Linked DNA regions of Mus musculus: region 1 is linked to region 2. Evidence: chromatin contacts called from ENCODE Hi-C or POLR2A ChIA-PET data. All regions are on one chromosome and are shown on one strand. Each heading gives the region's core, a stretch centred on a gene start or an enhancer-like site at or near the end of the contact. The rest is flanking DNA. Distances are from core to core; before and after follow the strand shown. Region 1 holds the start of Nr5a2 (nuclear receptor subfamily 5, group A, member 2). Region 2 has its middle 69 kb from the start of Zfp281.

Region 1 (6,717 bases), core at 1,057-3,556, 400 kb after region 2:
GAGAACTGAACAGTCATTTTGAGATCTAGCGATCTGAGGGGCTTAGGTAAGCCTTGGGTTTGAGTGTAAGCTGGTCCAGGGCAGATGAGGCTCCTTCAGTATGGTTCTGGGGAAGTATGGGCCCAGCAGCCCTTGGAGGCCAGTCAGTTCTAGCTCCATCCCGCCTCAGTTCCAGCAGAGCCTTTGAGAGACTACTGCAGTACAGTGGGTGAAAACAGCTCAGCTTGCTGTCTGGCCATCTTTTAATTCACCCCGGTGGGCTAGGGACCAGCTAGGGCACCACGTGTGTGGTCCCAGATTCCTGGTAGCCCTGTGCTGGTGCAAGCCCGGAGCACGCTTCTCGGGTGCACTCGCCTGTCTGGCCCGCATCTCCCCCCCACCCCCCCCCACCCCCCCCACCCCCCGCTACGTTCCCACACGAAGTGAAGCGCTCAGCGTTCAGTGGATGCAAAGCTCACAAAGCCCTGGTTTCCCTGCCCTTTGAAGAGTCTCTCTCTCTCTCTCTCTCTCTCTCTCTCTCTCTCTCTCTCTCTCTCTCTCTCTCTCTCTCTCCTCTCTCTGCACTCACTTCCCCGTGTTTTCTTTTTAGTTAAGTACAGAACGTTTTCTTTTTTTGGTGAACATTTCCTCAATTGATACTTCAGGGCGTAGCTGGACCATAAAAAAAGCAATCAGTGCCTTAGGTGGAGTCAGCAGGCTGCCCCCAGGGAAAGGGGCAAAGCCGGGGGCCCTGATTATCCCGTTTTAACTGAGACTGGGCTGGCAATCACTGATGGCGCAAGCATCCCTGGAGAAGGGTCGACCCTGGCTCCTATCCAGAGGAAGCAAAGGGGACACGCTCTCCAGCAGGGTCACAACCTACTGGAAATTGCTTCCCTTTGTCTTTAACTTTTAGGATGAACCGAATGTTACTGTATTTACTAAATTTATGGTAAAACTCCCACATTTATGGCTCTATATTGGTATAAATGTATGTGTGGGGATGTTTATCCTTTAAAATAATGAGTCAGGAATGGTAGCTCACACCTACAGTTCTGGTATTATGGAGAGAGACAAGGAGAAAGACGACAGAGCAGGTTCCTGGCCAGCCTAGGTTATATAATGAGACCCCTTGTCTCTCAGGAAAACCAAAACCAAACTCAATCCTCACTCATCCCCAAACAACAACAAGGAACCCCAAGATGCTTCACACGGTGGCCAGGTGTGTAGCCCAGAGATTGAGTGCTTGCCTAGAAAGTGCCCAAACTCTAGGTTCCACTTGTGGGGAGGGTATGTGGTTCTTTCTGTCTTTAAAAGCAAGTCACAGTAAGTCCCCCCACCCCCAAGAATCCTTTAATAATAGGCTGACTTTGTTTTTCTTGAATGACTTTCATTTGCCAACAAACAAACAAGCAAACAAACAAAAATCTCTATAGGATCACGGTGAATGAGACATCTCATGGTCCAGTTGAGATGTCACATTGCTGGTAAGTTCCCTGTTAGTTTTATTTGATCAGTGGTTGATCAATCTTATTTGCTTGTTTCAAAATGTTCAAAACTTTACTTGGCATGGTTGATTCAAAATGATCAAAAATTGTTAAGGCTGAAATAGATGATTAACAACTGGACTTTCTGCTGGGCAGTAACAGCACACACCTTTAATCCCAGCATGGTAGACAGAGGCAGAGGCAGAGGCAGGGGCAGGGGCAGGGGCAGGGGCAGGGGCAGGGGCAGGGGCAGGGGCAGGGGCAGGGGCAGGGGCAGGGGCAGGGGCAAGTGGATCTCTGAGTCTGAGGCTAGCCTGGTTTACAGAGTGAAGTTCCAGGACAGCCAGGGCTACACAGAAACCCTGTCTCAAAACCCTAAGCTTTTTGCTAAGTGGATCTAATACAATGGCATCCCCAAACACCGGATACAATAAATGATATTCATGTGTTGAATTACTCATTTGCTTCTTTCAACTTCAAGAAAAATAAATGTGTGATATATGTGTGGGCTTATTGTATGCTTTTAATAATTACTGCAGGCAAAGTAGTACATTAAAACACAAATCCACCATTAGTAGCACAAAACAGCCAGATGTTAAGAGAGTGGCTTCCTACTTACCAATAGCTGTAAGTCCATGCTTAAGAAATTCTTGAAAATCTCCAGTATCCAAACTAGCAGACATTCTTAGCGAAATTATTGGCAGTCCTTTGGCTTACAGCAGAAATCATTGAATGTGAGAAAGATTGCAGCTTGTCATATTTTGTGACTTTGGGAAGGAAACCTCAGACTACAGTAACCCTCATTTCCTTAGTGAAAGTTAAGAAAAAGGGGGAAAAAACAGAATTCAGAAAGGCTCCAGTCCGTGTTCTCCTGGACTCTGCACTTTTTCCAGCATGTATGACCTGCTGTAAACCATGTCTCCAGTTTCATGATGGTTTCTAATCAGAAGAAAGGAAGCTTTCAATAGGCTTCAACTGGTCACATGACCCTGTGCCGGTTGATAAGAGGACCCTGTTATAAAGTGACAGCAAAAGAGATAAGAACTCTTGGCAGATAATGGCAAAGAAATGATTAACTCAGAAAAGGAGGGGTTCTTCTGCAGCCCAGAGTGTGGAAAGTTGTAAAGCCAAGGGGTCAGGAGATCATACTTAGTGGATAAAAACTCCAAACCACCTCAAGTCCACTAACTAAACTGCAGCTTGTGACATGGCCCTTTGATGTCACTGCTTCTGGCATGGGGAAGGACAGACTCTGCTCTTCTGACCTCTGCAAATACATTTTAGATGATAACATTGGCGGACATTAATTCTTTAAATGATGACTGTAGATATGATTGACACTTTGAAACCCTACAGGAGCACTTGCAAGCTCGTGGGTATTTACTTACCATTTGACCAGTTGCCTTAAAAAAAACAACCCTGTATGTTTGTTAGAAGAGGCATTAGCTTGCTTGTATATTGGTCATTGGGCTAAAGCGGTCATTTCTTTACCTCCATAAAGTAAAATACCTTGAGATAAAATTTGAGCAAAATGATACATGTATAATGCATTTTTCATATATGATTCTGTATATATAAGTGTGTATGTATTTGTGGGGGCCCCCACCTGTGTGTAGGGGGGGTAGATTGTACACTATGTGATTATGCATAAGGAGTCCAGAATACAACCTTGGGTGTTGTTTCTTTTTCTGGTTGTTTTTGGTTTTGTTTGTGTTTGTTTGTTTTCCTTGAAACAAGGGTTTCTCTATATAGCCCTGGCAATCCTGGAACTCACTCTGTAGAGCTAGGCTTGAACTCAAAGATCCCCCTGCCTCTGCCTCCAGAGTGCTGAGATTAAAGGGATTTTAAAAGATCATAGGATGTCAATTCTTGTCAGTTATTTCTTTGTTGTTATTTCTCTGAGCAATCAAACAACAGTCTGACATGCCAGAAATCTCCCTATATATAGGCTAAAGGACACAGAACTCTGCAAAACAGCTTTTTTCTTAAAAATTATTTAGGTCTCTGAAGCATCACTCTTCATATAATACATCTTCTAGAAGCTAAAATGGAGTAACTCAGGTATAGTTGAATAATGGAGTGTACAAGTTTAGCATACATAAATCCCCAGGCTCAACTAGGTATGGTGACAAACTTTGTAACTCAACACTCACAGACTGAGGCAGGAGGATGGTGCACTGAAGGCAACCCTGGGCTGTGTAGCAATAATTTCCCCCACAAAAGCAAAGGGAGGAACTGGAGAGGTGGCACAGTGGTTGAGAGCTGGCTGCTCTTGCTGAGGCCCTGGTTTGGTCCCCAGCACCGTCATGGCAGCTCACACAGTACCCGCATGGCAGCTCAGAACCGTCTGTGGCTTCTGCTCCGTGGCTCTGTGGCTTCTGCTCTGTGGCTCTGTGGCTTCTGCTCCGTGGCTCTGTGGCTTCTGCTCCGTGGCTCTGTGGCTTCTGCTCCGTGGCTCTGTGGCTCTGCTCCGTGGCTCTGCTCATGCTGCACACACAGTGGGCAGATGTCCACACAGAGAGAAGATTCCTGCACCTAAAGTAAAAATAAATACATCTTAAAAAAAAAAAAGCAAATGGCACAAAAAAAAAAAGAGGAAATTAGCCTAGAGAAACTTTAAAACATTTCAATGGAAAATATTACCAAACCTATTATGTATCATTTGTTATACATAGCTCATTGTAAATGAAAAAATAGTGATTGAAAGTAAAGGCTGTGGGGGTGGGTATGGGGGACCTTTGGGATAGCATTGAAAATGTAAACGAGGAAAATACCTAATTAAAAAAAAAAGAAAGAAAAAAAGAAAGTAAAGGCTGGGCAGTGGTGGCACAGGCCTGGAATCCCAGCATTTGGGAAGCAGAGGGCAGGTGTAAGCTCAAGGCCAGACTGGTCTACACAGGATAGTCAGGGCCACACAGAGAAACCCTGTTTCAGAAAACCAGAATAATTAATAAGTATTAAAAATAATAATAAATAAAATAATCGGTAGGATTTTCTCAAATCTTATTACTGTGTGACTTCATGGTGACCAGCCGGTTTCCGGTTTCCGGTTTCCCTCATCTGGTCTGCATTCAGTCTGAGGTGGGATGCTGGTTCTGTTCAGGTGTAATGAAGAAAGCTCACTGATAGGAGGATGCGTTTCTCTGTTTAATTATTTTGAGATGCGGTCCTGAGATATAGCCCTGGCAACCTAAGGTATGGAGGCATGCAGCGCATGTGTGCCACCACTGGCTTGGGTGCTGAATGCTGAAGTCTGTTTTATTCTCTCAGTTGCCTGAGAGAGAATCTATTTCTAGGTAACTAAAACACGTGTATACACACTTCACAGCCGTCATCTCTCTAAGCCATTCGTACCGTACAGTGCTGAGTTTAAACTAAGTAGATAGGTGTATGTGTTCATGTGAATTTTGCCTCAACATCTGAATATTTCTTTTAACAAGATTTTACCCACCAGTTGCTAGAGTGTCTGCCTAGCATGCATGAAGCTGGCACACCCCTGGGCTCCCAGTACTCAGGAGGTGAAAGTAGAAGTTCACTGTCACCTGTTACTACAGAGCGAGTTTGAGACCAGAAGGATTTAGAAAACAAAAATTAACACATTTGTGGCCAGAGACTATACTCTTTGGTTGGTGGTCTAGTCCCTGGGAACTCTGGAGGGGGGGTCTGACTGGTTGACACTGTTGCTCCCTCCATGGGGCTGCAAACTCCCTCATCTCCTTCAGTCCTTTCTCCAACTCTTCTGTTGTGGGGGACTCCCACACTCAGTCCAATGGTTGGCTGCGAACATTCGCCTCTGTATTTGTCAGGCTCTGACAGTGCCTCTCAGGAGACAGCCATATCAGGCTCCTGTCAGCAAGCACTTGTTGGCATTCACAATAGCGTTCAGGTTTGGTGACTGTACATGGGTTGGATCCCCAGGTGGGGCAGTCTCTGGATGACCTTTCCTTCAGTCTCTGCTCCACACTTTGTCTCCATATTTCCTCCTGTGAGTATTTTGTTTCCCCTTCTAAGAAGCACTGAGGCATCCACACTTTGGTCTTCCTTCTTGGGCTTCATATGGCCTGTGAATTGAATGGGAAGAAGGGGAAGGGTGGGTGGGTGGGGAGCGCTCTCATAGAAGCAGGGGGAGGGAGAATGGAATAGGGGGTTTCTGAAAGAGAGATCTGGAAAGGGGAAAACATTTGAAATGCAAATAAAGAAAAATATCCAATAAAAAATTTAAAAATCACCACCCAACAGCTACAGCAATTATTGTAGAACTGATAGCTTTTCCTCTTTGTCGGTAGTGCTTGACGCGGGGAAGAGTTTTCATCTCATCCCCCTTCTTCCTTCGTTTCAGTTGAGATGCTGGAACAGAGCCTCCGTCCGATATGTTGGAGAAAGCCGGTGGAGGAAGAGAGGGCACAGGACTGTCCTTTCCCTCTGCACTTCTTCCAGGTTGGGCTGTCAAGTTTGGAAGGGTTGGGCTCTTTGTGAACTCTGGAGGGACGAATTAGAAGTGGTCCCCTTGTGACTATGCCCACCAGGGATGTGAAAAATATCTTGGTTACATACCATGAGACCTTAGGAAGGCGAGGAGGTTTGGTTACTACCTATGTATAGAAAGTAAGCAATTTGAAATAGGGTCACTCGCTCCCACCAGCCAAGGGAACAGATAGCCTTGGCCAGGGAAGCATGCTAGCAGTGTCTCTGAGCATCAAGTCCTGTGTCCCAGTGCAAGCAATACGGCCCATGCTCTTCACTTAGACTAAATTTGCTTTTGAATCCATGAATCCAGTGCTGAGTATGTAGCTAAAGGCTCTACCACTGAGCTACACTGCAGCCCATAGATAAATGGTGAATTCAAAATACTTGCTTGTATGTGTACATACTGGGGACTGGACCAGAGCTCCATGCATACCAGGCAAGTACTGTGCTATTCAGCTAATCACCAATCTGATTCCTTCCTCCCTTCCTTCTTCCTTTCTTTTCTTTTTTCCATTTCTTGATTTTTTTTTTCTTTTTGGAGACATAATTTCTCTGTGTAACACAGCCCTGGCTGTCCTGGAACTCACCTCGTAGACCAGGCTGGCCTTAAACCCACGAAGATTTGCTCACCTCTGCCTTCAAGTGCTGGGGTTAAAGGCATGTGCAACCATGCCTGGCCTCATTTTCTTTTTAAAAACAGGGTCTCATGTAGCCCAGGCTGTCTCCAAATGGATATGTAGCCAAGGCTAGTTTAGAACTCTTGCTCTTCTTGCCTCCACTCCCC
Region 2 (6,881 bases), core at 2,224-4,723:
GGCGCTCGAGACCAGTTTGTCAGACAAAGAATCAGAGTGATCACAGTATAAAATAAAGATAAAGATGAAAATAGACATGTTCTACTTCCCTCTGATTTGTTCTTGTATTTGTAGGAAGTCAAGATGAGAAGTTATTTTATCATATTTTTACTATTTTAAAAAGCAATTAAAACAACTCAGAAAATTTACATTTGAAATCAAGATCGGTGAGGGGGCAGAGCTCCTATCCTGAAATAGCTGCTGTTCCTAGGGGATTCAGCACACAGTGGCAGAGAGATGGTCACCGCAAGCCTTCAAGCAGGTGAAATAAAAACTCTGCTTCCCAGCACGCAGAGGAGAGATTGGCCTTGAAGGTTAGGCCTGGGAAGGAGGACAGGCAGGTGTGGGTGGTGATGGATGGTGCATCTGCTCTCTGCCACCCCCAGAGGCCCGATCCCCATCTTTGTCTCTGCAGAAGCGAGCTTGGTACGCCCAGCACCTACCTTCTCCAGCAAGTCCCCACTTCTAACTTTTGCACTAAATCTCAACCTTTAATAAGAAGCAGCTCTTGGTATCAGCAATAGTTCTGGATCCTCCTCTGCCCGCTGTCAGGTTTGTGGGTTTTATTTTTGTGTGTGTAATTGGAAAATTCCCTCGTGGGACTGGGGAGGAACATTAATGTCACTATAGAGATGGGCTCTTGGTCCAACCTATAGGATTGGGCAAGCTTCCGAAAGTGAAGCCCATCAAAGAGGTGAGGGTCAGCTGGGCAATTTCCAGCGTCATTTTGGTGGGACTTTGGTCTTTGTTCTGTGCTATTAGGGGAGGGTAACTGCCTGGGCACGATGAGGCCTCAGCCAGCAACTGGAAGCATAAAACACATTTATGACCCCTGCAGTGGCAGAGCCTGTGGCTGCCTGTGAGATCCAGGACCAGGACTGGTTTGGCCTTATTTGAGAGGCATTTCTACAACTCCTAAAGTCCCGTCAGGGATGTCCCTCCTCCTACATCTTACCTCTCTCTCGTCCCATTATCTTCTCCAAAGATGGGGGAAAGATTATTCGGATTATATTCAAAATATACACGCACGCACGCGCACATGCGCGCACCCAAGCACCCTCGTCTTATCTCTGATCCGGAACCATTATTTTGTTGGAAAGTGTAATGGAAGGTTTTTATTTCTCACTATAATAATCTTGTGATTGAATGTTGGCCTGGTGGAAGCTTTGCTGACACAGTTCAAAGGTAGGAAAGATTTGCATGTGAGGCAGATCTTTCAGCTAATATCAAGGAGGCTCGCTGGTTCTCCCTGCCTGCTCTTCTACCCCGCGGACCCACATTTTAGGAAGCGTGCCCTTCGGTGGCGAAGACTTCCAGTGTCACCTGTGGAGAGAATGCACTCAGTGGGACTCACTCCATGCCCTCTCCTGCGCTTTTATGTCTAAATTTCCAAAATGTTTGGGCTCATATTTAATAGACCTGTGTTTGTATAAATCAATGCCTATAAACCGTTCACTTGAGAGCAGGGAGCTGGTCGTTTTTATGACACAAAAGACAGTAAAAGCAGCCCGACACAGGGCAGCCTCAAGTTTTGTGACTGGGCTATTAAGTTCTTGTTAGCTCCGTCTTGTCCTGACCCTACCGCAAGCACATCTTTTGGGGCTTGTAATTGCTCTAGGAAGAACTGTGCCAGAAGATGAGCCAGCTCCACTCCCACAATAGCACAACAAGGAAGCAGCAGATAAAAACCAAAGCAAAACCGCCCAACTCTCGAGTATGCTTGGGGTTTGAGAAATCACTTCACTGTGACTCCCTGTCAGGGCAAGAACGGGATGTGAAGTATGAAACAGGTTAAATCTGTCACACCCAAATTGGCCTTTGGATACCTGTATGTATGTATGTATGTATGTATGTATGTATGTGTGTGTGTATATATATATATATTTTTAAAAGATTTATTTATTTTATGTATGAGTGCTCTATCTGCATGTATACCTGCCAGAAGAGGGAATTAGATCCCTTTACAGATGGTTGTGAGCTGTGGTTGCTAGGAATTAAACACAGGTCCTCTGGAAGAGCAGCCAGTGCTCATAACTACTGAGTCATCTCTATAGCCCTCAATTTATCTTTTAATAGTTATTTGTGTCTATGTTGCCCCCCTTCCTTTCTCCCTCTTTCCCTCTCTCCTCTCTATTTTGGTTTTGGTTTTTCAAGATAGAGTTTCTCTGTATATCCCTGGCTGTTCTGGAACTCACTCTGTAGACCAAGCTGATCTCTCAATTTCATAAAGATCCGCCTGCCTCTGCCTTAAAGAGTGCCGGGATTAAATATGTCTGCCACCAGCAGCCAGCTTGGACTGGCTTAATGCATTCTTCTAGAGCAGGATTTGGGTGGGGGAGGGACAGTAACAATGGCCTGCTCACAAACCTAGCCACTGTTTAGTTGGGTTTTTTTTTTCTTTTGTTTTGTTTTTGTATGTATGATTTATTTTATGTATCGTGTGTGGGGTTGTGGAAGTCAGAGGACAACTTTTGGGAATCAGCCCCTCCTTCCACTCAAGTTGCCCACGTTGGCGGCAAGTGCCTTTACCTGGTGAGCCCTATCTCACTCAGCCCGCTATAGTTTCTGGTGGTTGAAAAAATATCAGTCTGGACTCAGTGGTCATGCCTTGATCCCAGCACTCGGGAGGTAAACATAGTTCATAGGTCTCTGTGAACTCAAGGCCAGGCAGGTCTACGTGGTGAGTACCAAGCCAGCCAGAACTACACAGTGAGACTGTCTCAAGAAAGACAGAAAAAAGCTGGGCTGTGGTGGCTCATGCCTTTAATCCCAGCACTTGGGAGGCAGAGGCAGGTGGATTTCTGAGTTCGAGGCCAGCCTGGTGTACAGAGTGAGTTCCAGGACAGCCAGGACTACACAGAGAAACCCTGTCTCGAGAAACCAAAAAAAAAAAAAAAAAAAAAAGACAGAAAAAAAGTCAATAGAATGGGGTTTCATGAAATTCAATATTGAACATCCATCAATAAAACCTTATTAGAACACAGCTGTGCCCATTCACGTGTCTCCACAGGACCGCCTTTCTGCCCTGATGACCAAGGTGAGAGTTTGCTGCAGAGTACAAAGCTTTGCGCAGCCTGAAGTCGTCACTACCTGGCCCTTTAAGAACAAGCTGGTAGATCTTGCTTCCGAAAAGCAAAACTGCCTCTTCATTTACAAATTCAACTCTCAGAAGCAGTTCCTGGGCGGCTTGGCAGTCCTGTCATCCTCTGTGAGTGCTCCTTTCAGAAGCGTTGGCCTTGGAAGAATGCCGTTCAGGGAACACAAACTCTTCACTTAAATAAAACAAAACAACAAAAAATCCTACCCACCATACCTGGTTATGTTCTGTAATTACCAGTGGACCTTTAAAAACTCTCAGTGGCTAAGTCTTATCTTGTGTCTACTCCGTCAGGTTTCTGACAGCCAGGGCTTGGCTGCTTCTTGACATTCCCAGGGGGTTGTGCACGGGATCAGGGTTGACCACCACTGTGAAACCTACGCCCGGGGTGCTCCCTCTGCTGTTTAGAATTAATATTTTAATCACTCTGGCCATTTCCAGTGGCAATTCGATTCCCTTCCACAGTGTTTGTGGGATGCCTATAAAATGCTAATTGTGCTGGAAACTCTGTGTCAAGAGAAAGGAATGTGCCTCTAGTCTGAGCTCAACAGCAGCCCTTCGAGGACTGAGTGCCTCCCTTCTCCCAGGCAGACAGCATCTACGTCTTCATTTTGGGACTGCTGCAAGATGCAGGATTTGTGTGTAGATACATGGAACCCAAAAGGGTATTAATAAAACGGTACGAGCTTTTGCGCTATCCCGTAGGTGTTTGGCAAACAGCTGCATTTCTACAAACTGAGAATGAGTTTGGAGAAATGGACAACCTGTAAGCCAGAAGCAGAACTAAGGAAGGATAAAGCCACAGACAGACCTTCCCATAGTCCCCTTCAGTGCCTTCAGAGTCTGTCCTGTTTCCACAGGCTGAGGTCAGTGTAGTACTGCACCATACACCATAAGGGGTATGGAAAGACAAGAAAAAACTCTCTCTCTCTCTCTCTCTCTCTCTCTCTCTCTCTCTCTCTCTTCACACACACACACACACACACACACACACACACACCATTCAGAAAACAACATCCAAAAAAAACCCACTGACTTGGGGCTGGAGAGATGGCTCAGTGGTTAAGAGCATTGGCTGCTCTTCCAGGGGTCCTGAGTTCAATTCCCAGCAACCACATGGTGGCTCACAACCATCTGTAATGGGATCTGGTGCCCTCTTCTGGCCTGCAGGAATACTTGCAGGCAGAATGCTGTATAATAAATAAATCTTAAAAACAAGACAAACAAAACAACCACCAACAAGACTAAAAGCCAAGGTGAGAGATGAGGTCAGAAGGTCTCTGAGTCCATCACGGGGATTTTTATCCCTGTGCTTGCTTTAAAAGCAAGGGATGGCTTTCGTGCCATCAAAATGGAGAACAGACCAAGTCCTCTGCAGGTTTTCTCTGTTCCTGTAATGGCTCAAAACGATGCCGGTGTATGATCACTTGATTTCCCACCTACGACCCATCAGCGGCTGCACTCGTGAAAAATGTATATAAACCAAGCAATAACCTTCCACCATCTTGAGGATGGATTTTGTCAAAATATGTACAGATTTTTTTAGACTATACCTCTACTTATTTATAGCGTACATTATGGTATACATTTATAGTGTACATATGGTTCAGTGGGTAAAAAATGACGACTTGAGGGGCTGGTGAGATGGCTCAGTGGGTAAGAGCACCCGACTGCTCTTCTGAAGGTCCAGAGTTCAAATCCCAGCAACCACATGGTGGCTCACAACCATCCGTAACAAGATCTGACTCCCTCTTCTGGTGTGTCTGAAGACAGCTACAGTGTACTTACATATAATAATAAATAAAAATTAAAAAAAAAAAAAAATGACGACTTGAGTTTGAATTCGTAACTCGAATGTAAATGCTAAGTAAATGTAGGAGCTTGCACGAAGGGAAGCCAGGAAGATGAGGGGCGGGGCCTCACGGCCAGTTAGTCTAGCCAATCAGTGAGCTCCAGGGTTAGTGAGACGTCCCCCACCCCCGAGGGGGGGAACACGTGATGTGGCTGAGCGGATGGCTCATCAGTTAGTGCATGTTCTGTTCCTCTAGAGGACCAGAGTTCAGCTCTCGGCACCTGCAGAAGGGTCTCACTACTGTCTGTAACTTTAGCTCAAGGGGGATTCGATGCCTCTGGCCTTCCTGGGCATCTGCATTCCTGTGCACAAACCCACACTGAGGCATCCACATAATTAAAAGTGATTTTTAAAACATTAAAAAAAAAAAAAAAAAAAAAGGAGTGTGGTAGAAGACACCCTGTATGTATTGACATCTGACCTCTACAGCATTACAGCAACACGGTCCTCGGTCTTCACCTCTTTTTGTTTGCTTGTTTGTTTTGTTTTGTTTTTACAGAGCTGAGGACAGAACCCAGGGCCTTGCTTGCACTTGCTAGGCAAGCACTCTACCACTGAGCTAAATCCCCAACCCGCACAGTCCTCATCTCAATGTTTCCTGAATAGGATGTTAAATTGTCAGCAATATTCTACAGTTTTGTAGAGGGTCGTTTCGCAGGGAGATGAGTCTGTAAATCTGTAAATCAGCAGAGTTGTTGCTGTCATCTTGCCTCAGTGGTACAGACTCAAGTGCTAGACTGGAAGGAGCACAGGACAAGAGGCTCAAAGCTGCTGGCTGTATCCTTACCTCCCGAGCACTTCCTTCTTTCTCACTAAGCTGACTTCAGGGTGAAGAACAGGGCGTGGGTAGTTCGTTTACATGGGAATATGTCATGTAAAAATCACCCGTTGGAGACTCCCGTACCTAAGCACAAGCTCAAGACTTTTGTCAAATTGTGTAATTTGGGTTCTAAAATATACTACAAAATGTCATCTAGGGCTGGTGAGATGGCTCAGTGGGTAAGAGCACCCGACTGTTCTTCCAAAGGTCCAGAGTTCAAATCCCAGCAACCACATGGTGGCTCACAGCCATCTGTAACAAGATCTGACTCCCTCTTCTGGAGTGTCTGAAGACAGCTACAGTGTACTTACATATAAAAAATAAATAAATCTAAAAAAAAAAAATAAATAAAAAATAAAAAAAAAAAAAACAAAATGTCATCTATACATAAAAATAATCCGACTAATAAAAATGACTTTAAATGACAATGTTCCATAGGGTATTTTTAAGGGCAAATTAATTGATTTTGATTCTACACACACACACACACACACACACACACACACACACACTCACCATGAACTCTTTCTTCTAGCATCTTCCTGCTTGGGCTATTGCCTAGTGCATCTTATGTTGGATGCTGTCTCTATGGCAGCTGCAGAATCATCTCATTCCTTTGCCAGCTGTACGACGTAAGTGTGGTCTGATGTGGTCGGCAATGAGCTTCAGAGCTACAGATTTTATTTATTTATTTTTTTTTTCTTTTAAGCATGGGAAAATTCTTTCATTTCCCCACTGTGGTCAAGTTTGGCTCACCAAAAAAATAAGGAACAAACAGTAGCAAGAGAGCTCATCGAAATGGCGATTGAAACAGTGGAGGATTTATATGTGATCGGGGATAAAGGAAGGTTTGCCAACATGGGGTCCTTTTCTTAAATTTCTGCTCCCATTACTTATATAGATTTAATAAAGTGAATTCTGCAAGAAATGAGAAGCAATGCCCTTCTCAGGACACTGTTTCAAAGGAGAATCCAAATCTGCAGTGGATTGAGGCTAGCTGGACCCTACTGGTATGTAACTGATGGGGGGAAAGCTGGAGTGGGGGGGTTGTGTGGGGGGGAAGCAGATCGGGT

Evidence for each region. Hi-C counts contacts between places; a loop is a spot of excess contacts on that map. ChIA-PET counts read pairs that join two places held with the same protein, here RNA polymerase II (POLR2A).
Region 1: a loop to region 2 is called in a map of left cerebral cortex, with 2.3 times the contacts of the local background. The contact joins the promoter of Nr5a2 here to the enhancer-like site in region 2. A Hi-C loop is called at or near these places in 4 of 37 maps with a recorded cell type or tissue (heart and left cerebral cortex). POLR2A ChIA-PET finds 5 or more read pairs at or near these places in 1 of 5 experiments (embryonic stem cell).

The regions. Positions count from the first base shown.
Region 1 is chr1:136,958,142-136,964,858 of GRCm38, forward strand. Nr5a2 (nuclear receptor subfamily 5, group A, member 2) reads right to left here and starts at 2,307. Exons shown (of 9, transcript NM_030676.3): 1 at 2,086-2,307. The coding sequence starts at 2,149.
Region 2 is chr1:136,552,543-136,559,423 of GRCm38, forward strand. It overlaps a transcript of Kif14 not described here. Among named protein-coding and RNA genes, the nearest start is that of Zfp281, 69 kb to the right of the region's middle. Within about 2 kb of position 3,474, at least 2 of the 3 ENCODE cell types and tissues checked have a DNase peak (open chromatin) inside an H3K27ac peak, as active enhancers do; they include heart and left cerebral cortex, where a contact is called at or near this core.